7 separate regions of the Mus musculus genome follow, and regions 2, 3, 4, 5, 6 and 7 are each linked to region 1. The links are chromatin loops, found by intact Hi-C in ENCODE. Cell type or tissue: left cerebral cortex. All regions are shown on one strand. Region 1 holds the start of Gm30874 (a long non-coding RNA gene). Region 2 overlaps Gm30751 (a long non-coding RNA gene). Region 3 has its middle 41 kb from the start of Glrx3. Region 4 has its middle 35 kb from the start of Tcerg1l. Region 5 overlaps Gm30874 (a long non-coding RNA gene). Region 6 holds the start of Tcerg1l (transcription elongation regulator 1-like). Region 7 has its middle 50 kb from the start of Gm51411.

Region 1 (4,000 bases):
ACACACACACACACACACACACACACACACACACACACACTGAAAGCCCAATTACTGTATGATGTGGAAATTCCATTTCTGGTTAAATTGAAAGTAGCAGGGCCAAGGTGTTGCTCAGTGGTTAGAGCACTTGCTTAGCTTGAACGTGACCCTTGTTTCAAATTCCCGATTCTAAAGAAGAAGGGGAAAAAAAAGGATTGAAAGCAGAGACTGAATCACATATTTGTAAACCTTGTTCACCACACCATCATGCAGAGCCCAAGTACCCATCAGTAGGTGAGTGACAGGTGAATAGATGGGGAATATGCTGCTTTGATCTGTTCAGGTTGCTATAACAAAAATGCCATAAATTCAGTCATTTATAAACAACAGTTCATGTCACCAACACATTCAGCACCTAGTAGGCCTGCAGCAACAGTTCATGTCACCAACACATTCAGCACCTAGTAGGCCTGCTGTCTGCTCCACTCTTGACCTCACATGGTAGAAGACACACGTGACTTTCAAAGGACAGATAAGAGCTCTTTCCGCAAGGGCACAAACCACGCCCATGAGGCCCTGGTCCTTGTGACCTCGATGCCTCCTCAAGACCCAATCTCTCAATACTAATGTGCTGGGGGTCGTGTGTCAGTGTGACACAAACACTCAGAGCTGTATATAACTGTGCGGAGCCTGCCCTATCCATGCAATTTGACACTACGCACCCTTAAAAAGGAATGAAATTCTGCTGTGTGAGTGAACCTGGAAGATAGAATGTTGAGTGGCATGTACCAGAGAAAGGGGTTCTGTTCCCACAGGAAAACTATGGAGTCCTCAACTATGACCTTTTTTATAAAAACTGCCCGATGCCTCTTAAGGCCTTGGAGTCCAAGCCCTGCCTCGTTGAGAGCACAGAATGAAGATCATAGAACAAAGATCCTTGCACACACAGATCTCCAGAGAAACCAGGAATGCTAAGTAGGCAGTGGGAAAGATGTGAAACCTGTTCTTCTGTCCAGAAAGCTGAGAACTGGAAGTAACTAACAGCCTGGCGCCCGGCGCTGTCTGTTGGGACAGGCCATATCAAGTTTCCACGACCGAGGACCAGGGGTGGCTAGCAATCTCAATGACCCTTGTGTTTCTTGTATAGACAGAAGCTCCTCCAAGCTCCCACAAGGGGTGGACCAGGGGTGGCTAATAACCAAAATGACCTCTATGCTATCTGTATGACTAAGACCAGGCTAGACCTTTAGGCCCTTGCTAGTATAGACAGCCATCTCTAGAACCCATCTTCTTGGAAGAAATGTCATGAATACCATACCTGAGTTGATTTTTAGTGTAATTACACCTCCTTATGCACCAGGGACTGTATTACACCAGGAAATTAAATACATGGGGAATAAACCGCCTGGTATTTAACACCCCGAAGTCTGATCCAGGTTGATGAAGTCAATCTGCAATGGGTTTTCAGTTTTATTTCTTCCCAGGATTCACCTCCCTGTCTGACACCTGCAGAGACACACACCACCACCACCACTACCACCCTCCCACACCACCACCCCACCACCACCACCACCACCACCCCACCCCACCCTCCCCCGCTCACTACACTCACCAACATGTGCCATGTTCCTACAAGAGCCTGGGAAGAGTCAGGCTCCAGACTTCTAAAGACGCTAAGAACAAATGGGGTTATAAGTCGCCAGAGACTGGTTTATTAGTTGGGCTTTTGTCACTGTGACAAAATACCTTCAATAAACAAAGGAAGAAAAGGTTTTTTGGACTCGCAGTTTCAGATGGTTCAATCTGTGCTCACCTGTCTCCATCGTTCCTGGACTATGGTCAATCAGAGCCTCATGGTGGGCCACGTGGGGTGAAGCAGAGCCGGCTCAACTCATCGTGGCCAATAAAGAGAAAGATAGCACAAAAGGTACCAAGGACAAGGTACACCCTTCAAAGACACCACCCAGCAAACTTCTTCCTCCAGGCAGGTCCCACCTCCTAATTATTACTAGGAGCGAATACATCCAGCTCTGATGAAATCAACATCCTCCTGAGGCAATCGCCTCTCAACAGCGCCACCTGCTGGTCGGCAAGCCTCAGTACAAGCACTTGTTGGGAACGTCGTACCTTCGTCCTGTAACATTTGTTCATAATTAAATGTACATCAGTGGAGATAACAGAAAGCTGGTTCATTATAAGAATCAAAGAGCGTGGTGGTCAAGGGTGGACTTGCCACTACAGAGATGGCCTGTTCGCCACTCAAAGGTAGCATTTCCATGGCCCTTCAGGGCAGTCGATTTTCTGAGCATGCAAAGTGATGGTAGCCTGGGTCTTCATTAAAAGGAGAAACCAGACCAGATGCTCTGGAGGCTCCTTACAGTTCTATAAAGAGAGGTCCACTTCAAGCCTCCTACTAAAACTGCATATTCCAGTACTAACCCCTAACTACATATGGCCACCACGTTTAGATTCAAATTAATTACAGCTAAATAAAATGCAGTGTTTAACTTGGTCTCGGGAGTCACATTTCAAGTCCTCAACAGCTGTGTGTAGCTAGCAGCACACACTGGGCTACACACAGAACTTTCCAGAATGCCGTTCCTTCATGGGACCCTCCAGCCTGTGGTCCAAGGTCATCTGGAGAACGTGTAGATTCGAGTCTCCTCGGCAGCTCTTGGGCACTGAGGAATCCCAAAGGCAGGAAGTGAGGAGCAACACAGGAGGTTACCCTTCTGCTCAGGGGCAGGTGCTTGGGATGTACCCACTAAACAGCAAATTGGGGCTCCACCATTCTGGAGCCCCAGAAAAGGTGGAAAGCAAACTCATCAGGCTAGCTAGAGAGCATGGCATTGCTGTTCCCCTGGTGAGCAATCTCAAGTGACATAAATCCACGTTTACTGTTTAAACCTCCACTCGCATCCACATAAGGCCTAGCATTGACCTTTCGCCTCTTAAAGCCTTCATAATTGCTTTTATTATTATGCCTGAATTTCATCTCAGTTGAAAGTTTCTTTTTTTCACCCTATTAAAAGTGTTAATAAGCTGCATTTAAAACCTTACCTTACAATTATGTTGAATAGGCTGAATAAATCAACACCGGTTCTTCGTCCATTTGAGGGGGGAAATTGAACTGCTGTGAACTTAAATATTTTAAAAGTCAGAGCTGATGAACATGTTAATGCTGCCCAAAATTAGCATGCTCAATTTATGGTGACAAACAGGAGGCCGTTCCCTGCAGAACCCTGGGAGGAAGGAGTGCAAGAAGGCAGAATGCATTTGGCAGGAGGCTTTCTGGGAGCTTCCTGGTTCCCTGGTCCGTGGTGTCCATGGCTATTTATGCTCACAACTTCAGATGAGAAACCATGTGTGCGTGCGTGTGCACGTGCGCATGCGTGTGTGTGTGTGTGTGTGTGTGTGTGTGTGTGTGTGTGTGTGTGTGTGTGGTGGGAAGAGGGTACCTCATGCAACCCAGGCTAGTCTTGAATTTGCTCTATAGCTAAGGAATACCTTGAATTTCTGTCCCTCCTGTGCCTGCTTCCAGAGTTCTGGAATGAGACATCTAACCTAAGAAGCAGTATTTTTAAAGCCCCTGACAAGGACTGGTGAGATAGCTCAGCAGTGAGAAAGCTTGCTAGACAAACATGAAGACATGAGTTTGGGTCCCAGTGACCATGCGAGAGACTGAGCATGCCCAGGTGTGCAGCCTGTAACCCCAGCACTTGGGGTAGGAGTGGAGCCAGAGACAGTAGCTTACTGACAGCCAGCTTGGGATTCAAAAGAACGAGGCAGAGAATGATAAAGCAGGATACCTGACATCCTTCTCTGGCCTCTGCACACATGCTTGTGCATATGCACCACGCATACATATACCACAGCTACACACAATAACAATGATACTAAACAAAAGCCCCTGGCAGGCGTTTGCGTGGCTAAGCCGTGTGGCGCCGTGCAGCTCTGGCGTGGCTAAGCCGTGTGGCGCCGTGCAGCTCTGGCTTGGCTAAGCCGTGTGGCGCCGTGC
Region 2 (4,000 bases), 300 kb before region 1:
TGTAGCATGGCTCAGCCCTTAGTACACACCTTTAATCCCTCTGGCTACACTATAGTCATGGTCATAGTACACACATATAGTCCCAAACAATGAAGGTAATGTTAGTTTGTAGAAGGAAGCACCGATGTTTGAAAGTGATGTCTAATTAAGTGGCAGACAAAATGACAAATCAGAGAAAGACAACATAATAGGATCTGCCCAACTCTCAGGAGAAGAAGAGAGAAGGGAAGGTACTTAAGAGAGCAGTGCATACACACACACACACACACACACACACACACACACACACACACAAAGAGAGAGAGAAAGAGAGAGAGAGAGAGAGAGAGAGAGAGAGAGAGAGAGAGAGAGAGAGAGAGGTTGATTTATTTACTGGGCAAGTTTTACAGAGACAGATCGAAGAGAGACACAGCTAGACACAGGTGAAGACAGAACTAGCCAGAGAATGAGAAGGAATCAGAAGATTAGAACAGATTGCTAGAGTTAGTTTGAAGCCAAGAATAGCAATTCAGAGGACCCTCAGAAAAGCCAGATTGAATCTCAGTCATCTTGGAGAGGAGTTTTGAGTCAGAACTGCTGACTTGAACCAGGCAGCCAGAGATCAGAAGGAACTAGAAAGGGGCAAACTTACTTAGCAAATCTCCGAGGCTGAAAACATTCTAGGCCTAAATTAAATTGTATGGAGGCTAGAAGCTTGCAGTACAAGGCCCAGGCTAGCAAAAGGAGGCAGTAAGGCTCAGACATGACAATTACATCGGGCCAATAAGAGTTATTTTTACATGTATCCAGTTGGGAGACCAGTGGAGGCTCAGCCAACCAACCAGGTGTATAGCCAGTCAGTCACCCATTGACTAATGTGCATTGCTCTTGGTAAGCCTGAATCCAAAGTTCTCCTGGTCAAATGACTTTCTCTAAAATGTGCTTAAGAAAGAAAACTGAATGAACTCTCAGCATGTACGCTTCACATTAATGCTTTCCTGTCAAAAAACCCCACCGTCTAGTCTAGACAGAGCTGAGTCTCTGGCTTCAAAAGCCTGTCTCAGAATCTGTATTCCACAAATGCAGCTTCCATAGGAGATGTTACAGTCAAAGGAGAAAACCAATAATTGCAAGGTTTGAAAACTTGAATTAAATATGCCGAGTGGTCAAAACAGTCCCTAGGGAGCAGTGAACTCAGATCCTATGAAGTTTATTTTTAAATGAGTCTGTAATGGTTAAAAACAAAAGAAAATCAATGTCTCAGAATGAAGGCACACAGTGAGCTTCCATGTTCCATGGAGACAGCCCCACTGGGTCATGTGATGTCTGCTTCAGAGAAGACACAGCTCCAGAGCATTGCGGGAACACTCTATGGTACTCCTCCTCCCCAGGTGAGGCTGGAAACGTGAGCCTCCACAGTCTCCCGTGCAACTGCCTGTGTGTGAGCAGCTTTAAGACTTCTAGCCAGGGCCGACTCCACCCCAAACCTCCATCTATGACGCTGTGGAGCATACAACTGCTAAGGAGCCATCGTCTCAGGAAGAGTTACCAAGAACCCAAGGACAGGGGATGATGGGTCCCAACCAGAAGTAGTCCTGAGCACCTCAGCTTGGGCAGACCAGAACAATGCTTAAAGAGTCTCTGCCCCTGACCTAGAGTCACAGGGAGCCATACTGGTCCAGCCATTATTGTTGAATGCTACCACATACATCACCACTTGATACGTGGGAGGCACCTCCTTGAGCAACAATCAAGACAAAAGAGAAAAATGAAGATAAGCAGATGAGTGAGCCATTAGCAAAGCTGGACTGTCCCTAGGTCACGCTAGGAGGGGGTGGTGACTCCAGCCTTACTGGGCAGAGATTCCGGAGGCTGGTGGTTGTCAAAGGGCCTCCCTGGAGACAAGTGGTTGTGAGACAAGTGTGGTTGCTGTTAGGACTAAGAGTAGGTACTCTTGCAGACAGGGGCTCCAGAACTCCTAGGAGCACCTAACACTGCTTCAGTGGTAGAATGCTGTCCAGATGGACAGTCATAGCAAAAGGCTTGAAGCCAAAGCACTCCTTAATCTGCCGCATGGAGGAGCCACTGTGCTGCCTAAACAGCTTTCCTGGAACACCATCTGGACATCGGAATTCTCTACTGTATGGATTCAGTGCAGCTTCCTTTAGTGAACACATAGCTTTAGACCACCATTGCCACAAACCATGTTCAAAGCCATCCTGTCACCCCCAAAATGGCTCCCACTAAGCCACAGTCAATCTCAGTGACCACCCTTAGCCCCAGGAAACCACCAGGCATTTCTCTCTTGATAAATGGGCTCTTTCTAGGTGTACTGTGGAAGGGAATCCCTCAAGGCAGTCTCCGCTGTCTTTCTCCCTCTCTTCACCATGCCCAACAGCAATTGAGAAGCTGGGAGTTGGGTGAACCGATCTCTCCCTCTCTTCACCATGCCCAACAGCAATTGAGAAGCTGGGAGTTGGGTGAACCGATCTTCTCTATTGCTAAACCGTGCTCTGTTGTATAGCTCCCCAAATTGTATTCATTTCAGTTGATAGGCGTTCGGATGGTCTGTTCTGTAGGGTATTTAGTAATCATGCTGCTACAAAGATTCCAATATACGTGTTTGTCTGTGTAGACACATGTTCATTTTTCACGATGGAGTCCTTGGAGTAGAATCACTGGGTTATGTCACAAGGATGTGTTTAACTTTCTCTGAAGGTGCTAACCACTCTTTAAAGCGACTATGCCAGTCTTTGTCCCAGCAGCAGTGTGCATAGACTTCTGTTTCCTCTTCATCTTTTTCTCTTCAGTTTGGTGACCAAGGAATTTTACCTTTCTTTTTCTGATAGATCACTCAGAAGTTGACTCTGAGAGACGTGGTCCTCCCTGGAGAAGGCTTTGTGACATGTGGCTTCTGAGATAAACTCTACAAATAGTCTTACTTAGGTTTCAAGTGATGATCTTCTAACAGTCATCAGCACACACACCCCAAGTCAACACCATTGCTAAAAGTGACTGTATTCCTGTCAAAGCGCCATTTACCATCCCTGTCTGCTGCTCCTCCTCCCCACACTCTTTCCTTAGATCCCTTTGCAAAGGAAGAAAACCAAGAGGAGGACTTTGCAGCAGGTAGTTGCGAGGAACCTGGCCCCTACCTTTTTCAGCAATACACTGGTCATTCTTGGGGGTTTCTGAGCCTCTGCCTTACCCTCCTCACTGAAGCCAGAGATCCTGTCAATTCAACTCTACACGGTGTGTTGATGTCTCTAGTTCCCAAACCCTGCGTACCTTCCTCTGTATGGACCTCAATACTCAATACTCAATATGGTGATTTCACACTTAAATGATAAGCCAGATCAAAAATGTACTACTCCTCTCAGAGCTGGGATCCTCCCCTTCATTCATAGTTCCTACTAAGCTCTCTTTAGCCACTGGACCTCAATTCCCCTCCAACTCTTTCCAGTCCCTCATGGGAAATCCCAATCTGATCCCCAATGGTTGATCCGGATCTACCCCTTATTTGTACACCTATGTTTCAGCAGGTATGTTGGTCCCAGTTTAGGGAGGATAGCCTCTCCTCATATTAAAGGCCCACCATCCCAGCCTTCCTTCTAAGATACCCACATTTAGCCCCAGAAATTCCTATCAGAGGCCAGGATTTCTGACCCAGAACTTGTCCCACTAGTAGTCTCCACTCTGGGACATGGTGACATGCTGCAGCCACCTACCTGCCCTTCTTTATTCTTGGATTGTGGTCTGCCTTGTACCTTCTCTGTAGATCAAAACAGCATTGCTGATCCTGTCTCCCCACTTCTAATTTGTCATTAGGATGCAGTAGTGTCCCAGTGGCTATGGGATGGAATGAAGTCTGCATTCTTTGTTACCATGAAGCTAACCCATTTTTGTGGCTCTGCACTGTGTTCCTGCATCCGTGTGATGCACAATGCCCCCTGTTATTTTGATTAGGATTTTCAGTCTGTCATCTGGCTTAACCACAGCTTACTTGTTTACTATCCTCCCA
Region 3 (4,000 bases), 1.3 Mb before region 1:
TCTTTCGGGGTTCCTGGGTGTCACACAGATCTCGGTGGGACCTCCAAATGAAAGAACCCAGTGGGGAAACCCCCACTCAATTCCCGATTTGGCGTGCACCCAAGAATCACGCTCCGGGTCGAAACGTATCTCACGCAGGAGACAGTGGATTCGACCTGCACAGTGATTCTTAAACACAGCACAAGAATGCTTAACTTGTATAAGGCACACTTGTCTAGCATAGCCTCTGTGGGAATGAACGGTGGGAATACTGCACTGAGTGGGTCTAGCTTGGTCTGCGTGCCCCCTTCACACTCTTCCTTTGGTGTGGGATGAGCAGGACACGGACTGTGAGTGGGTGGGTTGCTTCCGGTATCTTGGTGAAAGGGGAGGGTTAGTATAAACAAGACACGCATCTCACCAAAGTCGCAAGCTCTGGGGCTGCCGTGCTCAGGATGTTCTTGCTCTCTGCAACATCACTGCCACTTGATAGGGAGATGTGGTTGTTGAGCTGACACCTCTGCCGGGTGTAGCCTGTGGTTTCTTCACACCCTTTGACCACCGTCGGCCTTGATCCTGGAGTACTGTAACTGTCGTGTCTCTCAAGATACACAAGTGAGCTGTTGACTCCTCACATCCTGGGGGTAGGGTGAGGAGGGGCCTTAGGAGCCAGGAGACCCAGGGCCAAATCCCAGCTATACCACTTACCCTGTGACCTTGTTGGGTCTTGCTCTGGACCTGAGCTTCCATGCATCATGGTGCACTAGGATTCTATACTGGGATATGGTCCTACTGCCATCAAGAAAGCTCTGCTACCAAGCTGCTGCACCTATGGTGAATCTAGAAGTGAGACAGGAGGTTGGGGGCGACAGCATCAGAGTCCTCTGCGTGCACAGCCTGGGGATGCTCAGGCCACAGGCAAAGATTCTTCCCATCATGTGTCATGGTGGAGAATGGGCTAGCCTGCTGGGATCTTCTGTGGCTCTCTCCCTACACCTGACCAAGGAGTTCATGGACTCTGCATTTGACTGTCAGTGCCACTTGTCATGGGGGAAGCCTTGTTCAGGGATCCTTCCTGACAGAGCACACTTTATACCTATAGCTGGTTTAAAACAGCCAACACACATGGTATTGTCAGGCAGTGACCCAAGCACTCAATTCATCGGGAGTCACTGCTGTCTCAACACTACGGTAGAGGGGGGAATAGGTTAAACAAACTGCACAAGGTCACAGTACTTGGTGTAGCTGGGATTTGACCCTAGATCTCCAGCCATGCTTCCAATTGACCTCGTATCCCCGACAGGATGTGGAGTTATAGTCCAATTATGTAGCTTGAGGGGGAGGACAGTTGTAGTTCTCAAGGGTCCAGGTCAATGGTAGGTAGAGGATGAGAGGGGCTGGATCTTCTTCATTGGCATAAGAGAAGCCAAAGCTGAGGATAACTCTACAGAAGGTGGGGTGTGCACTTCCAGCAGCCGGGAGCATAGGCTTGAGTTCCCAAACACAGGACCAAACAGATGATCCCTGACCAGGCACCTCGACAGATAGCTACTACATGAATTAGAAAGTAACCCTCTGGGTGCTAGTTTCCCCCAGCGCTGATTGGCACCTCCTTTGAGTTTTGATCTACATTCTTTCTCCTCAAGGCCTTGGTATGCACAAGGGAGGATGCACAGCTGCAAGAAACCAGCATTGCCTGTGGTTTGAAGGTCTGCAGAGATGAGTGCATGCCCCATTAACACAGCCTGCTCCTGGAGCAGTAAGTTGGGAAATGGGCCACTCTGGAGGGCTCATCCCCACACTGTTGGATCCCCGATGGTCCAGGGATGTCCAATTGCTCCCTGTGTGGCTGCCTAGCTGGCCCAGTTCTAGCCTAGTTCTGAGATGTTAGTGTCAGGACAAGGTTGGATCCCGGCCTGACTGACTGGAGTCCCTGTCCTTGACTGTTGAAGGCCCTTGGTGTCCAGACACGGCTTGGGGGAGCGGTCACTCCTCAACCCCAAGGCGGGTAATGGTAGGCAATGCGGGCTTTCCTGTGCTAACTCAGCTTCTCTGTCCCCGATGTCTACTTGTAACTTTGCAGGAACTAGCCTGGTATCCTCTGTAGCTGGTCACCACTGGTCTATGAATGTCACAATCAGCTCCTGGCTGTAGGAGGCAGCGGCAGGTGGTGACCGTGTGTGTCCACGCGAGGTCGCTGCGCACCGCGGGCCGATCAACCGCGCAGTCTGCAAGAGCGAACTTTGGGCACCAGGGGGCGCGCGAGGACCAAGGTTAGCACAGCATGGACAGGAGTGCGGTGGTGGTGTGTCCCTCCCGCCTCGCCTCCGCGCGAGTCTTGGAACCGCTTGTTTTGAAATTCTACCTCCCTTTTTCCTTTACAGAGAAAGCGTGTGGAAAATCTAGGTTGACTAGCTGGGGAGCAGCGTTCACAGACCTGTGTGGCTGCCTCCTATTCGAATACCAGAGCTAATCCTCACCCCCACTCACCCTGCCCCCAATCTCCTGGTCCTTGGAAGCCACCTAGATGGCACTGCTGATTTGCACCCTGCGGGAGCCAGCATCCACCCTCTGGAGTGAAGCTTACCTGGTGGATAGCCATCAGCCTAACCTAGGCTTTCAGGTGTATATGTGGAACACCTCACCCCTATTCCCAGCTCCACTTCACAGAGGACACGCCATAGAATAAGGTGCCACAGTCTCATTGCATCATGAGATGGTACTGTCCCTATGATCTGTCACGGCCTGAAGAAGTTTGTGGATGTCTTCACGGTGACGCAACTCTCTTCCCCTTTCCATGCTGTGTTGCTTGGAGACAGTTCACACCTGAAGGGCAGGCATCTTTAGGGGGAGGTGCAAAACTGAGGTTCTGTTGGGAAAATTTTGGATATTCATCCCTTTACCCTGCTTATTCTTTTGTCTAGCCATTCGTTCATGTCAGGGGGTGCTTACCGGTATTTTATATCTGCTGCGGAGTTCTGCTCTCTGGGCACGATACGACCATGGCCGTCTCAAAATCATCAGCAGTTCCAACTATCTGCATAAGATCCTTGGCCACTAACATTCCCTCAAGGCTGGTGGGCCTGATAGGGTACGGCTCAGGAGGGTGTACTCGAGAGAAGGATATAATTGATGAACAGTTAGGGGCACTCTTCTTTGGAGGTGTGGCTGCCCATAAACTGTTCATGTTCCTATAAGTAACTCCAGTTAAATGTAATGATTAGTTAAGGTAGACGTTGGGGGTGTTGGCTCTTTGGTCTGTTGCTGGCACCCTGTCTGGAGGGAGATATCCATTTATCTCTCTCCATGCAAAGTTTAGCTACAATAGCCAAGGGAGTGAGGGAGGGAGTGGTCATGGAATGGTGGGAGGCGTGGCCACAGAAGGATGGGAGGCAGGGCTGGTGGTATACACAGGGGCCTCTGTGTGTGTGTGTGTGTGTGTGTGTGTGTCCCAATTCTAGTCTTTCTGAAACGGAATATTTCAAAGGAGAAACAAAACAAAACAAAACAAAACAAGACAGGTTTAGGATAAACCCTGTTGCCAAAACATACTGAGGATAGCCATTCACCGTAGCCTGGTCACTGTGGTAAGAAAGGCTGGGTCTGGGTGGCATGGTTGCTCTGGGTTTATCTATCCTTGGTCCTGGCCCTGTTCTATGTTCTAATGGCTATGGTCATGTCAAGAGTTCTCGGGACACAGATGTAGTTCCTGTTGGCATCCCCTATCAGCCTCAGCCAGTGCCCTTGCTCAGCGGACTCAAGCTGGGGGCCAGAGCTTTGCCTTCTGTTTTTTTTTTTTTTTAGTTTTTCAAGACAGGGTTTCTCTGTGTAGCCTTGGCTGTCCTGGAACTCACTCTGTAGACCAGGCTGGCCTCAAACTCAGAAATCCACCTGCCTCTGCCTCCCGAGTGCTGGCATTAAAGGCGTGTGCCACCACCGTTGGGCTAGAGCTTTGCCTTCTTAAGTGATGTCTCCACTGGGTGCTTCCTTAATGCCTATCACTGGCCCCCAAGAGAACCGA
Region 4 (4,000 bases), 400 kb before region 1:
AGTACCACAGAGCCTCTCCTCTCCCTGACCTGCCATTTCTGCTTGCTTTTAACACTAAGATTCTAACTATCCAGAAGTTGATAGAAGTCAAGAGCGAGGAGAAAGGACCACAGAGCTCAGGGACAACTCGTCAACCAGAGCCTGAAGTCTGTAACTGGCCCAGAATTTTATCCATGTTAATGCTGCTGGCACCATGACAAGAGTCAACCAGAGAGGGTTCAAGACCACTGTGGGGCCATGCTACCTCTGTGGAGATGGCTTCTACATGACAGCTAGCAAAGCTCCATCATGGATGAAGGTACATCCATTTGGTTTTCATTTCTACAGTCTGCAGCCTCACTTTGATTGACATTGACCCAGTGTGATGCTTCTCATGAGTGACACAAACACACAGCAGACACTGTGTGGGCTTCCATGTGCTGGGTGATAGCCTGATGCTAGACCCAGAACTCATCATGATTATCACAAGTGACAGACAGTGCTGCCACTGCTGCTGAACCCTTGCATTTAGAGAAATCATGGCTGCCCTTGCCTTGATAACAGAAAACCACAGAATCACCCTGTCACACATATAGCTCATTAAAACCACAAGGAGTTAATGTGGAATCCTGACACCTCTTGGGACTAACCAGACCTTTATGAGTTCAAGCTGCCAAGTGGCTGTTGTGTGATCTGACCTCTTGTGCTTTGTAAAGACACTGAGCAAACAGAAGCCATCCCCCTTATTAATTATGTGTCAGTCATTTAAAACCAGTCAACCATTCACAAGGCTTGCTTCTCTGTCATTTTGAGAGAACAGCTTCTGGCTTCTTCCTTCCAGCTCTGCAGGTGGCCTAGGCTGCTTTCAAATGACAAGGAAGAAGGAATTTGAATGCCCACCCTGGCAAAAGGACTTGATACAACTGTTAGTTATTGAATAAAAATGGGGGGGGCGATAGTTATTGGAACACACTCTCACAAAGCTACTTTAACAACAGAAGGGTGAGTGGGAATGGTATTTCTTCTAGCATCAGTGAAACTCTACCTCTGTCAGATATGCGCGCAGTCAGCACAACCACTTTCCTCTTCCACACTAAGAAAGATTTTTCCCCATTTTCTGACCATCCAGCTCTCAGCCAAACATGCCCAGCTCTGAGGACAGTTTGTTTTCCCCACAAAAGGAAGAAGGTGGTGGTGGGCTTTCCCCACTGGTGTTTGAATTCAATGTTGGTGACTGTCTACTGCTGTCTAATTTAGTTTGTCTGCCGCCTTGTTTCTACAAGGTAAAATGCTCCACTCCTGATGATGTGACCGAAAGACAGGACTAGGCAGATGCTGCCGATGTCTTTGTGAGTCTTTCTCTCTTTCTTTCTTTCTTTCTTTCTTTCTTTCTTTCTTTCTTTCTTTCTTTCTTTCTTTTTTCTTTCTCTCTCTCTCTCTCTCTCTCTCTCTCTCTCTCTCTCTCTCTCTCTCTCTCTCTCTTTTTCTTTTTTTCTTTTTTTTTGGTTATTTTGAGACAGGGTTTCTCTGTAAAGCCCCGGCTGTTCTGGAACTCACTCTGTAGACCAGGCTGGCCTCAAACTCAGAAATCCGCCTGCCTCCCAAGTGCTGGGATTAAAGGCATGCGCCACCATCATCATTTATCTGTGGCACATGGAGAAAGAGGGGTTTTGACCTTCCCCTGGAGCTTGCCTGTAGCTCTTGGACCCGAGCAAGCATGGAGGGGCCACATGACTCACTCGGCCCCAGAGGATGGCTGTGCAAGGCAGAACTGATGCCCCAAGATATGATAGAAACATTTAGTAAACATACCTTGTACCACAAGGGGGCCCCAAATTTTGAGGGTTCTTTTCTTTTGTGTTCTCTGTCACGTGATGATTTCAATGTCTCATGACAGAATTGCTTCAGGTAGTACACACTGGAAATTTCCAAACAAATGAATCAAGGAACAGCTTCCTTCACTTCAAAGGAACTTTTCTGCACTGTGTGGATAGGCACCCGCCCAGGCTTCACAGCTACCTGTGATCTGAGTGTCCCCCACAGCACAAAAACCTCTAGCAGTCAGGCTGGACACACTGGTGTTTGTGGCTTGGCCAGATGCACAGCCTTCCCCTCTGAGGCTTCCAGCACATTCTCCTGCCTCAGCACTTTTATGTCCCAGGGTATGTGATTGCCTCTTCACAAGGTTTGCACACAGAGTAGATTTTCTTTTGAAATTGAGATGGAAAAACACTTAGAGAAATCCCCCAAAGCACATAAAGTTCTCTTTGTTAAGTAGTGATCATATAACGGTGCACAGCAATCTTGTCAACACATCAGATGACAAAAATGCCCATGGCCACAGTGGCTTCTCCAGTGTAATCACAGAAAATGTGTCAGACTGAGCTTGCACCAATGGATTTTCTGGTTATCACACCAAGGAGACTCTCTGACCTAGCTGAAGCTGATGGTGTATGCATGTGCGCATGTGGGAGCATGCAGCAATATAGTATACTCTGTGTTCATGTATGTGCACATACTTTTTCTCATGTATGCATGTATCTGTAGATGGGTGTGTACATCTATGTGTATACATTGGCATGCTTGTGTATATTTATTTGTGGGTTCACACAAGTATGTGCATATGCATGTATGCCTGTTGTGTTGTACATATGTTTGTGTACGTGTGGCTCTGTGTATATAGTTTTGTGCTGTGTGTGTATATCCATGCACAAGCCTGTATGTGTGGCATGTTCCAGTGGAGGTTGTTGCAGGGTATCTAGTTCAGTACAGCATACCCCTTCAGTTTATAACATATCAATGAGAGAAGATTCCAACTGGGTTGAGCAGCAAGACCAGGCAGAAGCTCAGCATGAAGGAATGAGAAGAAGAGAAACTATTTACAGCAGATATATCTGTCTCCATGGCTGTGGTTATCCCACTGTAGCTAGAGGTCCCCAAAGCTTAATCCCAAGAGGGAAGTTCTTCTCCACACCACCTTAACCCACGGTGACTGAGTAGCTGTGGAAATACGCTTGGGTTCCTGGGGGCAGAGGAGTCCGTCCATCTTGCACTGGGTGAAATCACACTCATCATATATAGGAAAAGCAGAAACAGTCCGACTCTTTAAGCTCTGTCTTGTCTGTTCAGTAATGCTCACGCAAGATATGGTTCTGAGAGACTTGGTTGGACTTCAGCATCCTTGCAGATGAGCAGAGTTGGTTAAAGGAAGGCCTGTCACCAAGTGGCAAGTTTAATTTAAGGGAAAAGATCCCAAAGATCACCAGTATTTCAAGATGGGCCTTTAAACCTCATGTGTAATTGGCTCAGCCAAGACTCAAATATCCACAGTCTTGGAGGTGTGGTAGCAGCGCCTTTAGATCAAAGAACTGGCTATGGTTAAACCTGTTTCTTCAGATCCTGTTTCTTCAGATAGGAGGATATAGCTCTTTTAAAGGGCAATGATGGGTACTTCACATTGAGACTCAAACACTACCCATGAGCTCTGGTGTAGAGGGCAGTAATGGCACCTCAAGGATGTGGGCAGGAGAATAGCTGGGAGCTGAGGGTGGCAGGCTGGGTATCCTCATTAGAACATCCTCAGCCTTGTCTCTCTCTGCGTTGCTTGAACCCTGGTCAGTGGAACTAGAGGCTCAATGCAGTGTTCACTCTCAGTTAATCCCTTAGGACTGAGCCACTAGAATCTAATGAGGACTGAGGATTGCGAGTTATGGATTTGTACTGGGCATGTGTTAAGAATTTTGTAGGACGTGCTCCTCGATCATTCAGGGAAGGGGAGTGATTTTGAAGACCGATTCATTTTGAATGCTCGATTCGAACATAAGCACACACAGACAGGGATAGTGGAATGATCCAGACCTTGGTGGTCACTGTTCACAGCCAGGAGCAGGAATAGGGTGAGCTTTATCCCAGCACGATGAGTGACAACAGCCAGATCTCTCCCTGTTTGTTTCTACTTCCACATCTGCCTCAGCCAACCTTCTTCTTCTACCTTGGAATCCATGTTTCTGAGTCTTCTCTT
Region 5 (4,000 bases), 93 kb before region 1:
GAGGAGTCAAGCAAGCTCTCTGACAGTGCACAGTGCCTTCCTGAGCAAAGCTGTCGGTGCAGGTAGGACAGGAACTTCACGAGAGGTGGCTGACGTTCTGCTTATCAGCATATCAGGAACTCATACGGACATATTTGCCTGCTGCAGGCTCCATCTCTTCCAAAACATTTTTTCCCCTGGAATTCAGGTCTCTAGACACTAATACCTGCTATTATCCTCCAGCCAAACCCAAGAAGAGACTGCTTCCTCCTGGGCCTGCAGCTCCTGGACAAGGGACTACACAGGCCCCATCTGACTGCCTCCCACTACAGGCTAATGAAAAGGCAGAGAGGCAACTGGCTGGCCCACTGTTGTACCCCAGCTCCCGCAGAGTGCTTGCTATACAAATAGTTGGCACTTAACAAGTACTGATCACATGGATGAATAAATGCTTGAGTAGATTTTTTAGGAGTCGGTGTGTTTGGTGTATGCTTGTGTGTAGCCCTGAGATGAGTGGAACTGAGCAGAGGGCAGAGGTGAGCACAGCCTTGGTAGGAAAGACACAGGACTGACCTTACCCTATGACCCTGCAGATATAAAGACAAGTTCCTCTTTCAGAGGACTCCATGTTCAAATGGCACCTTCCAGATATAAGTAGCTAAAAAAACATACACCTATATACAACACACACATACTCCTACACAACAGGCATGCATACACCAAACACACAAACAATATACCACACAGGTATGTGTATACATACACACATATATACATACACTTTTATATGTGTGTGTGTGTGTAACATATACACATAATATACACATATTAATAAATACATAACAGCTAGATGGTAGTGGTGTATGTATGCCTTTAATTCCAACACTTGGGGGGCAGAGTCAGGTGGATCTCTGAGTTCAAGGTCAGCCTGGACTACAGACATGGCTACACAGAGAAACCCAGTCTCAAAATACCAAACACAAAAACCAAAAAGAAACAAAAAACCAAAAATATATAACAGACAGATACACATACTTAAAGCATATCACATGTAACACATATATACATATATGTTATATCATGCATGCACAGGAACACTACATGAATCACACGTGTCTTCACATGTACAATAAACATAAAACATATACCCACATAATATACATCCCATCACACTGTACCTGTACATAATATAATACTCATATATACCAAACATGCATATATGTACCACATAGCACAAGCACACCATGTGTGTGTGTATATACACAACATGTCAATAACACAAACAACACACACATACAGAAAATGCATGCATACATGCACATGCACAGACCACATACACAGTCTGAACCAAGACGTCCCCTGGGCTGGCCTTCAACTCTGCTGTGCTTCCTGCGGGAGGTAGCTCTCTGATTTCTTCTGTCTGAGTGTCCTCGCCAGAGCTTCAGGCCCCACAGCCACACTGTCAGATGTGGGCTAGTCCTCTAGTCCTCTGTCTGGGCCAGGAACCACATAGCCCAAGAGCAGTTACCAGAGCTGGATTTCTGTTGACAGCATTTGCGCACTGGTTCTTCAGAGAGTCCGTGGGGAACGTCTGTTCTGAAAGCAAATATCTGTAGAAAGAAAGGTGCTTCCATGGCCATACTGCCAAGATGGACAAGAGGAAAGCAGATCCTGCTGTCCCTTCTGCACCCAAAGTCAAATCACATGGCTCGATTGGCTCCGTGATTTGCCATTGAAGGTAGTACCTGATATCTATAGATGATATAACCAACTCTGCACAGACTACTTTCTCCCAGTGCTAGAGACCCAATGTCTGTTACAGGCCTCGCTGGCTGAAATCAAGTATTGGCAGACACTTGAAATCTAGGTTTCCTTCTGGAGCTCGCCTGAGACGGCATGACCCAGCATGTGCCTTCTCCAGCCTGCAGGGGTCACTGCGCCTCTTGGTTCACAGTTACTTTGTTTTCAGAGGCAGCAACACAGCAAATCCTACCTTGCTCTGGCAATGACTGGCTCTCCAGCTCCACTGTCCATCTGTAGGGACCCATGTAATTCTGTAGGTCACCTGGGCAATCCAGGAAAATATCCCCAAGTCAAGGTCAACTGATCAATAATCCCTGTGCCCCTTCTTCAAGCTGCCTAATGTGCACACGGCTCAGGTAAGGCTTCTTCACGCCATCCCACGCCCCCTACACATCTGCTTCTCAGGAGATATTTGCTGACTGATTTTTCAGAATTTGACAGGAATTTGTCCCAAGTAGGCAATTTGCTGGTGATTACAGTTATCAAGCAAGAGAACCAGGATTTGCACAGGAATTGCAGGCCCCTCTTCTCACCAGTGACATGAAGGTCTCTTCCGGGAGGAATGAACCCATATGGGGATGGTTCTGCCCTCAAGGCAACAGCTACCAAGGTAGTTTTCAGACCTTATTTTGAACCTGTAGTCAGAGTGATGCTCTGGTCTCCACTCCCAGTACCTCCTCTGCTGCAGGTGCAAATAAAACCACAAAAGATGTAATGATGTATAGCCTGCTTTCCAAAGATAAGGGGCAGAAAGGAAAATTTTGCTGGTCAGAGCTGAGAAGCCACAAGCCTGCAGAACCATGGGACTAAAACTCTGTGGTCTGATGCGACCAGTAAATGTACCGAATCACCCAGGATGGGAGGCGATGGCCGAGCTTCCATCACAGGCTCCCCCAAGCTTTTCAGCTGCTGATGTCCACTTAGGCTTCAGCATTCACCACTCTGGGTTGGGACAAGGAGCTGTGACACATGGAAATGTCAAAAGTGAGCAAAGCACTATTGTCGACATTGGGATAGATGTTCAGGCCACGGTGCTACCGTCCCAAGACGAGCTGGCTCCACGCAGAAGGCCAGAACTAAGCCACTACAAAGTGGTAAAGGAGTAAGAGGCAGGGTAAGAGAGGACACAAAACAACAAAGACCAACAGAAACAGAGTCCCTCACACTAGAAATGAGCCCCCAAAAGCAAAAGTAGAAAGAAAAAACTGTTGGTGTGGTATTGAGGAGGAGGGCACAGATTTCTGCTTCAGTGACACACCACCACCACCACATTCCTGACCGAACGTGAAGAGCAAGCATGGTATTTGAATCTGATTCTAACAGCATGGCCAGAATACCCATGGAAATACAGAATCAGAAAATGAAAAGAATCCAGGGCCACTGGCTCTGTCCCCAAGGTTGTGGGCCAAACCAGGAGAAGAAGGGGATGAGGGATTCTTTCTAAAAGGCCACAAGATAGATCAATAGGTAAAAGCATTTGTACCAAGCCTGACAACAGAGTTTAATTCAGCAAATCTATGTGGTGAAAGATAAGAACTAATCCCTACAGATTGCCTTCTGACCTCCATATGTGCCCTATGTTTCATGCACACAGAGACACAGACACAAAGACACATGGACACACACAGGCACACACACACACACACAGAGAGAGAGAGAGAGAGACAGAGAGACAGAGAGAGAGACAGAGAGACAGAAAGAGAGAGACTGAGACAGACACACAAACACAGACATACACACAGAAACACAGAGATACACATACAAATAAATGTGAAATTATTTTTTTAATTCTCTCTGGAGGAACACAATTTTTATTAGATATTTTCTTTATATACATTTCAAATGCTATTCCGAAAGTTCCCTATGCCCTCCCTCTGCCCTGCTCCCCTACCCACCCACTCCTGCTTCTTGGCCCTGGCATTTCCCTGTACTGGGGCATATAGAGTTTGCAATACCAAAGGGTCTCTCTTCCCAGTGGTGGCTGACTAGGCCATCTTCTGCTACATATACAGCTAGAGACACAAGCTCTGGGGGTACTGGTTAGTTCATATTGTTCCACCTATAGGGTTGCATACCCCTTCAGCTCCTTGGGTGTTTTCTCTAGCTTCTCCATTGGGGGCCCTTTGAGAGGAACACAATTTTAACACAAGTTTCAGAGTACTTCCAGTTGGGAAGACGAGCTGTTCCAACAGTGCATACAGGAATAGATTATCATAAG
Region 6 (4,000 bases), 430 kb before region 1:
TCAAAAGACTAATGCTAAGATTTTTTTTCTGAAATTTTTTTTAAAAAAATTATTTATACAGGGTGTTTTTGGGGGATTTCTTGACATTATGTACCTCTAGTGGTAACACTCTGAAATGGCAACCCTCCTAAACATGGCAAAAGCTAGCAGAGCTTATCCAATAAAGCTGACTACTATGTGTATCACACATCAAGATAGGATGCCCAGTACAGCATGTATCTGCATCGTTAAGTCTAAGGAATAGCTTACGGGGAGTTTCATGACGTCTTGTAAAAAAAAGTCACAAGGTGGTACCGGGCTAAAATAATGAAAAGGTATATTGTGACAAAATGCTCATTTGAATGTGCTAATGGTATCCGTTTCGGCGTGAAATGCAAGCTATTCCTGCATTCAAACTCACTCGCACAGATAGTGAACGAGGAATTTGGCCGAAGCCAGGAGAAAGGTTGCACCACGACACCATCAATCAAAGGTGCAGTCACTTTTCTTTGCTGTTCCAGTCTCTGCATGCCAAACTCTTCTAAAGTAGGATCTGGCTTGAGGGAATTCAGAGGGCAGGAGAGGAATTCCCCACACAAGACGCTTTCATGGCAGGATTTCCAGGCTGCCTTCCGTGGCTGGAATTCTCTTAAGCACTGCCCTGAATCTATGTGAAGGAGTAGGGGGACCAGATCAGAATCAGAAATAGCTATTGATCTGCAGCTTGCTTTCAAGTCTGGTGGAGACTGTAAAAGTATTAACTTCGAGGCGATGGCAGCCACGGTTGTTGGCTGCAGCGCTCTGCTTGGAGGCAGCGACTTCAGGACCGCGTTCTGGACAGCGCCCGGCGCCGGGGAAAGTTGGGTCCAGGCTGTTTGGCTTCAGCCAGGGATGCGGGATCTAGGGCGGTCTAATGAGAGCCAGGGGAAAATATTGGGGAAAAAAAAAAAGACTGCCAAAGCAAAACCGGACGTCGAAGCATGAACTTTCTTGCCAATGTATGAATGCGCGGCTGCGTCCTGATGGTATGGAGAACCCAGGACAACCCAGGAACGGAGAAGAGCCAACCCGAGGGTCAGGGCAGCCCCAGGATAGGAAGGGACCCGCAATACCGAGCCTGGGTGGGATCAGGGCTGGAGCCGTTACCTGTCCGTGGAGCAGGGGATAATGGTGCACGGCGGCGTGGTCTGGCGCAGAGGACAGCGGCAGCAGGGGCAGCAGGGGCTCTCCCGGGGCTGGCCAGCCCGGCAGCCGCGGGAGCAACGGGGCGGAGGCAGGCTGCGCCGAGGCCAACAGCACCGGCGGGGGCGCGACCCCGGCGCCAAGCCGGAGCAGCCCGGCGGTGCCGGGGACCATCCAAACCCAGGGCGGTGGCGGTGGGTCTGCATTCATCGGCCACGGGAGAGGCTGCCGCCACCGGGGCTGCTGGGGCTGCTGTAGCTGCCGCCGCCGCCGCTGGAGCCTGGCGCCCGCCAGCATCCTACACCCCCGCGCGGGCGGCGGCGGGGGCGGCGGGCGCCCGAGGTGCGGGCCGGCGGCGGCGCGGGCTTCGGAGCGAACTCACTTGGTTGCGCGACGCGGCCGCTCGCTCCGCCCCTGGCCCGCTCTGGAGCCCCTCCTCCTGCCCGCGCCAGCCCCGGGCCTGGCGGGGCCCCAGTCCCCGCCCACAGATCCGGACCCCCGAGGCGGGGACACAGCGCGGCACGATGGGGTGCTCCCAACCCAGCCGGCTGATTTTTTTTCTACTGTGATCCCTAGCCCACTCCGTTGTCGCTACTGGTGGCCAATTGCTCTAGCTGACGGTGCGCACGGAGGGTCCAGGGGCTCCAGACCCCGCTTGCGATCCTAATGGCAAGCTGAAGCCGAGGTGGCTGCGCTGGAACCGGGCAGGTCCCGCCACTCGCGGAGCTGGCGGCCCCGGCGTGATCTACCTGATTTAAAGTGAGTCTAGGGCCCAGGGCCCAGAGGGAATACTAGACTGCAGACGTTGACGCCAGCTGAGTCCCGGACCCTTCTAGGCATGGGTCGATTTCTCTCTTGGATAAATATGCAAAATATTTTCCCAAGTCTCTAGAGGTTCACTGTGCCAGGAAACCCGAATTTTTAGTACTGGGTCTAAAGTCCTTTCTGGCTATCTGCTGGCTTCAGCGCCCTCCTTTGCCTCTGCTTTAACCCACAGACTCCCAACCTCTACCCTCTCTCTGATGCAAGGCACAACACAAGTGACTTCTTCTAGAGGGCTTGGCCTCGGTGAACTTGTTTTTAATCCCTCCGGGCACAGGACTGAGTTCCTTCATGCCTCGCCATAAGCTGCTGTGCCGCAAGAAGTGTCTGGGTCAAAGAATCTCTTGCTCCACTCGTTCCACGCGGAGCTTCCTTTCTCTAAGCCGGCGGAGCCAGGCTTCGCTCTGATCACAAGCAGTTTCCGCCAGGCGGCGCTGGTCCCAGCCCCTGTGCTGACCTAGCTTGCGCAGAACACTGGGTAGACTGGTCCAATGCCAGGTCTTCTCCATCAGATCCTCTGACATCAACTGGTAACGGCTTCCAGCCCCAGTCCAGTCCTAGACAGTTTGTGCCGGCGGCAGGGCACAGACTGTCACGTGCTAAAGAACCTGAAACCCTAGGCATCCAACTTCTGGTACCAAGCAGGAGCTTGCCAATGAAGCCTGCCTGACGGCGGGAAAGTGCAGTCCGCACAGCTACATCCAAAGACACACCTAGGTCAGGCACATACTCACCACCCTTCACCCCGTTCGCAGCCCCTCCTGGTAGAAATAGAAGCACCCACTTGGCTCCAATCAGTTTCTAGGTAGGGTTGCTTCCTCGTTTTCCTGGTTTGCCTACCTTTCTAACTTCCTCCTGACCTGTCACAATTTCTTTTTGTCTCAACATATGCTGATTTACATAGCTGGCACATCGCTACTTCTCTCCACCCAAACCACTTACAATTTGTGAGGTTTTCCCTTTCTTGGATGCCAAAGTACTGACAAGATTATTTCCCATGTAAAGCCCCAAAGCTTCGCAGATTGGAGCAGTGGTATCATCCACTGGAGGCTGCACTTCTGTATGTACACAGGTGATGTTATGTGGCCATCTTGCTCTCTAGGCTCCCACTCAAACTGGGATGTTGTGCCAGTTGCTAGGTAGACTAATTCCCCCCATCCCCCCTCGAGAGCTTGCGCGTGCAAAGCTGTATTCTTAGAGAAGTAGAACAGGGTCCATTCATTCCTTCATGGTGTGACCTGGGGGCATAGAAGATTCCCAGTGGCCTTGTCTGGGTTGTGTGTACTCTCAGCAAAGCAAAGTTTTAGGCCTGCAGCACCTCTAGCTCCTGGAGTGAAGGAAGGGAGTCACCCCAAATCTGTGGGTACTTACCATCCTGGGGGGCTTCTACACCGGTTCTCACTCAAGGCCTCTGCTAGGCAACTTGGCTAAAGGTTAAGTTCCTGTCTGGGCTGGTGTTCAAAGGCCTTGACACCTTGGGCACTTCCTGACTCAAAAGAGAGAGCAGGCTCAAAGAGCCTCCAATGGTCACACTCCTCTTTTTCTGTCAACTGTCAGAGGCTCAACACTATCCAAGGATCTCAATATTGGAGTCACTTTTCTACATCATGCTCTGTGCTGGAGTCTGAGTAACAGAAAAAAGGAAAAAAAAAAAAAACAGCTCCCACTAGTTAATTGCTATGAGGAGGCTCAAGGGAGTTTAAATCCTCCTTCAGGTTCTCATTTCATCGACTCCCCAGCCTTTGCCTCAGCCCCCATATAATCCAGGAACAACTTTATACCCTGGAGGATGTGAGTTCTCCTCTTGGGCACCTGGGCTTCCTGGTTATTTAAGAGGATTCTCCATGATCACTCCTGTGAAGATTACTTGTGTGTCATGAGGATGGCTTAAGGGTCAAAGAGATAAGAACTATAAGGGTGGTACAGGCGGATACTACCATCAAGTCAGGCAGCATTAGCTGAAGGTCAGAAGCCAGCAGACCAGCCCTCTTTGATCTTAAGCTACCCACTTAGGAGA
Region 7 (4,000 bases), 1.2 Mb before region 1:
CTTGTTTATAAATTTGTTTTTGTGTGTATGCACATGTGTGTATGTATGCATGTGTGTATGTATGTATGTGAGTCGGTGTGTGTCTATGTATGTGCATTGTGGGAGTATGTAGAGGTCAGAGAACAACCTTTGGCTGTCCATCTTTGTTGGAATTTCTGCCATATTGCATACTCCAGGGTAGCTTGGTTTGTAGCTTGTGGATGGTACTCCTGCCTCTGTCTCATTTATTGCCTTAGGAGTACTGAGGTCATAGATGTGTACCACAACATTTGGCTTTTTTAAATGGGTTTTAGGGATCTAGTTCCAGGTCTGATGTCTGTGGCAAGTGCTTTTACCCACTGAGGCATCTTGCCAGCCCTAGCATTCTTTGTCTTATAAAGGCACCATTCACTGGGCAGAGCATCTACCTTAAATCAGGCTGTTCTTTTGTTTGTTTGTTTGTTTGTTTTGGTTTTTTTCAAGACAAGGTTTCTCTGCAGCCCAGGGTTTCTCTGTATAGCCCTGGCTGTCACTTTGTAGACCAGGCTGGTCTCGAGCTCAGAAATCCGCCTGCTTCTACCTCACAAGCGCTGGGATTAAAGGCGTGTGCCACTACTGCCCGGCTGGCTGTTCTTTTGTAATGTGGCTAGATGAGCAAGGCCCTTCTTTCTAAGCACACCCACATTCATACATCTAGGAGCTAGACCCAGGGCATCTCCTTTGCGGCCACTATCAATGGAGAGCTGTTTATTTCCACATCTCGCCTTGAGCCGTTGCTGTCACAGAGAGGTTGGATGGTTCCTTGATGGGAAAGTGCGCAGCATGGTGACTGTTGGGAGGGTGTCTCAGGGGCTGGCATTATCCTTCTTTACCTCCAATACTCACGGCTGGGTCTGGGTAGCCCTTTTTCTCCAACATCAATAACTGTTACAGGTCCCCAGTTCGTTCTCCCTTCTAATCACCCCACTGGCTCCTGCCAAACTTGGGATCGGACTGGATCTGGTTTCAGGAGGAGGACGCCCTGGCCTTGTGGCTCTTTATTCTTCTGGCACTTTCCTACAGCGCCTTGCGGACTGGGCTGTGGCGAGCTGTTTGCTGCGTCTCTCTCTGAGTTTTACCCTCAGCGATATATATGTTTTTTCTAAACCAGAAACGGAACAAACACTAAAAAGCTATGGAGAACTTTACTCCTCTCCTCTCCTCTCCTCTCCTCTCCTCTCCTCTCCTCTCCTCTCCTCTCCTCTCCTCTCCTCTCCTCTCCTCTCCTCTCCTCTCCTCTCCTCTCCTCTCCTCTCCTCCTTTCTCTTCTTCCTTTCTTCCTTTCTTTAAATTCACAAATGTGACCTCAGAAACAGTATGCAAATTTCGAGAAAGCCTGAGTTATGAGGAGAGCAGGCACCTTCCCTTCTGAGTCTTCAGGGTTAGGTTAGGAGTGGTGCGCTGATCCAGCTCTGGAGCTCAGGGAAGCCGGGCTCCAGATCCTCAGTGTGTCAGCGATCACGCTGCATGTTCCCACTAGGAGGCGCTCTAGACACAGTTTCAGCACACACCACCTCCAGGGACCTGCCACCTCTGCTTGATGCTGGACACACAGGAAAGCAGGAGGCTGAAGCATCCACCTAGCCCCCAGTTTATCCTCATCAACCAGGCACAAAGCAGGGCTCCGTGTGAGAACAGGTGTGGCTTATTTTCCCTAAAACTGTCGCCTATCTCGGGTCCTCTGGAGGAACAGCAAGTGCCCTTATCAACTGAGCCATTTCTCCAGCCCGTCGCAATACTCTGTTTTATTCAGCCAGAGACCCCAGCGCTCAGAATGGTGTCACTCAGATTTAGGGTAGCTCTTCCTATTTACATGAACTCAATCTGGAAGATCTCTTGCAGACATGTTCAGAGGTTAATGACCAAACCCTATCAAACTGACAAGCAAGATTAACCATTAGAGCACATGTTCTTTACATAGCCTCTCAATAAAGACAACACCCTGGGAAGATCAGCCCAAAGCCCCGGTGCTTAAGCTTCAGTGAGAAAGAAGAACGTCTGGACTGTTACAGAGACAGCAGAATGTGCCTCCCGAGAGTCTCGCCTGGAAGTGTACAAAGTACCGGCAGAAACTCAGTCATGGGACTGACTTACTGTATAAAAGCAAGAACTTTGGAATAAAGTAAAAAAACTTTACAGCACTTTGCAATGGACTGGTATATCATTGTGAGCATATTTTGCAGTTAAAAGATTTATCTAGCCTAAACATAATTTTTCTTTTATAAAAGAATGTATTTTAAAATTTCCGTTCTTTTCTATGATGACAAGAGGGTCTTGGAATATGATGCCTGGAATATATTTCTGCAAAAATCAATACATTTAATCCAAACCTTCGAAGTTAAGATGATATTTAGCCAATGTGTGAGAAATATTTTTTTGGAAGGAAAGCAGACTATGGAGAAAGCATTAAAACTCCCCAAGCCGGCGTTTGGGAATGCGATTTGATTTTGTTGCTGACATATATATGTACCACTCCTATCTCTGGCTGTGTGGAAGCAGAATCTCTTAACGTAATTCAATTTTCCAAATGAAGACTTTGAGCACATTTGTGGAACTAGGAAATGACACTTAGCACTTTGGCTGATGAGGGTAACTGAATGATACCAGCCAAGCTGTAGCCATCCGCTCCTGTTAGGAGCCTGCACACAGATGCTGAAGAGGATCCACGCAGCCCAGGGCCTGGCTTTGGGGACCCCTGGAATACAGCACTCTGGCTTTTAGGTTTAATGGCTACAGATCCTAGATTCAGTTTAAGTTAATAGTCCTTGAGTGTTCAGACTGTGTGTGCATTTGGGCTGGGGCTGGGAGCACACAGAGGAACAAGGACATCCTGGAAGGGAATGCAGAGAGTAGGCAAAGCTCCACACAGTCTGTTGGCTGAAGGCTATAAGGAAGAGCTTGCACTGATGGGCTGGTACGGAGGTAATCTCTGGTTTGGAGGTGATCCTGAGGTTGAGAGGAGAAAGGTACTGGCCAAGGGGCAGAACGTAGGTGCCATATATAGGTCCAGTATGCATGATTTGTTTAGGGTTTTCTGAGTCCTAGTGCCATCCTGTGTATATCCCCGAGACCCTCTGGTCCAGCCATGCTAACCACCCTGGAGGAGTAGGGCTTTGTGTGCATGGGAGCAGGTTACTGACTGCACAGCTCATCTTTAAATCTCATTTATCTGCTACAGTTTGGCCTTGCCTGTAGCTCCTGTGTGCAGATCAGTGTTGGGGTTTGGTCCAGTGCTGTGTATACAAATGCTAAGTTCTGAGCCCCAAGATCTGGTTGTCCTCAGATGAGTGAATTCTCACATACACTGACATTCGTTGTGTAAACCTTGCTCCCTAATTTAAAGTGATCAGTTAAATAAAAGTGGCTATAGCAAATTATTAGAGAGAATAGAAGTAGGTAGGGCTTCTGTTACGGGGCAGGAGGTCTCCATTAGATCAGGAACACGTGCCTTAGTGAAATGCCCCCTGAGGATAGACTGATGGAGCAGAAATAACCCAGGTGAGACTCACACAGTAAGTACTCAGGGAATGTAGCTGGAGATGGAGTCAATCTATTGTTGGAAAAATAGATGAGGGGTAATTCAGCCAGTAATTGTGCTAAAGCTGAATAAATAAATCTAGTGGGCCTCAGTCCCGATTACTGGGGGGCTGGCCCAATCATGTTAAGAACTATACAGTTAATGGACATTTAAAGCAATAGATCATCACAGACAGAGAGAGCTTAGCCAGGTCTGCAGCTGGAGAGTAGAACCTGTCCTCAGAAATGGCGGTGCGGTGCTCCACCTGAGGGGAGTGCCCTGTCCTCACAGAGAACACTCGCCAGCCAGCAACCTGATAGGAGAGGACGAATTGGTCAGACAAGATAGACTGTGACATGAGCCCATTGTTAGGCTCAGCTTCAGGGACAAAGTTATCCTGCAAAAGACTTCGACAAGGTTGTCCGACGATCTCCACCAGCCTTGGGTCTGCTTGGTAGCCCTGTG

The links. A loop is a pair of places that touch in the nucleus more often than their neighbours do. Peaks named below come from ENCODE experiments on the same cell type or tissue, not always from the same donor. Only the 100,000 strongest peaks of a DNase experiment are listed, where the experiment ranks them.
Region 2: a loop joins it to region 1, with 3 times the contacts of the local background. A loop is called at or near these places in 2 of 42 quality-filtered maps.
Region 3: it touches region 1 in a loop (8-fold over the local background); 26 of 42 quality-filtered maps call a loop at or near these places.
Region 4: it touches region 1 in a loop (6-fold over the local background); 5 of 42 quality-filtered maps call a loop at or near these places.
Region 5: it touches region 1 in a loop (8-fold over the local background); 22 of 42 quality-filtered maps call a loop at or near these places.
Region 6: it touches region 1 in a loop (4-fold over the local background); 4 of 42 quality-filtered maps call a loop at or near these places.
Region 7: it touches region 1 in a loop (6-fold over the local background); 12 of 42 quality-filtered maps call a loop at or near these places.

What each region holds. Positions count from the first base shown.
Region 1 is chr7:138,825,961-138,829,960 of GRCm38, forward strand. Gm30874 (a long non-coding RNA gene) reads right to left here and starts at 2,937. Exons shown (of 4, transcript XR_870037.2): 1 at 1,796-2,937. In left cerebral cortex, a CTCF peak has its summit at 2,080 (motif pointing left); DNase peaks (open chromatin) are centred at 2,054 and 2,350.
Region 2 is chr7:138,524,281-138,528,280 of GRCm38, forward strand. The region is part of intron 2 of Gm30751 (a long non-coding RNA gene); the gene reads right to left. Among named protein-coding and RNA genes, the nearest start is that of 4930543N07Rik, 28 kb to the right of the region's middle. In left cerebral cortex, a CTCF peak has its summit at 2,054; a DNase peak (open chromatin) is centred at 2,044.
Region 3 is chr7:137,476,247-137,480,246 of GRCm38, forward strand. No RefSeq gene overlaps it. Among named protein-coding and RNA genes, the nearest start is that of Glrx3, 41 kb to the left of the region's middle. In left cerebral cortex, a CTCF peak has its summit at 2,191 (motif pointing right); DNase peaks (open chromatin) are centred at 1,894 and 2,223; H3K4me3 peaks cover 229 bases.
Region 4 is chr7:138,430,936-138,434,935 of GRCm38, forward strand. No RefSeq gene overlaps it. Among named protein-coding and RNA genes, the nearest start is that of Tcerg1l, 35 kb to the left of the region's middle. In left cerebral cortex, a CTCF peak has its summit at 1,805 (motif pointing right); a DNase peak (open chromatin) is centred at 1,841.
Region 5 is chr7:138,732,543-138,736,542 of GRCm38, forward strand. Gm30874 (a long non-coding RNA gene) reads right to left here. Exons shown (of 4, transcript XR_870037.2): 4 at 836-1,589. Among named protein-coding and RNA genes, the nearest start is that of Gm30808, 34 kb to the left of the region's middle. In left cerebral cortex, a CTCF peak has its summit at 1,906 (motif pointing right); a DNase peak (open chromatin) is centred at 1,913.
Region 6 is chr7:138,396,196-138,400,195 of GRCm38, forward strand. It overlaps Tcerg1l (transcription elongation regulator 1-like), which reads right to left and starts at 1,535. Exons shown (of 12, transcript NM_183289.3): 1 at 1,126-1,535. The coding sequence starts at 1,458. In left cerebral cortex, CTCF peaks have their summits at 104 and 2,424; DNase peaks (open chromatin) are centred at 210, 341, 805, 1,049 and 5 more places; H3K4me3 peaks cover 1,982 bases; H3K27ac peaks cover 401 bases.
Region 7 is chr7:137,601,747-137,605,746 of GRCm38, forward strand. No RefSeq gene overlaps it. Among named protein-coding and RNA genes, the nearest start is that of Gm51411, 50 kb to the right of the region's middle. In left cerebral cortex, a CTCF peak has its summit at 1,504 (motif pointing right); a DNase peak (open chromatin) is centred at 1,506.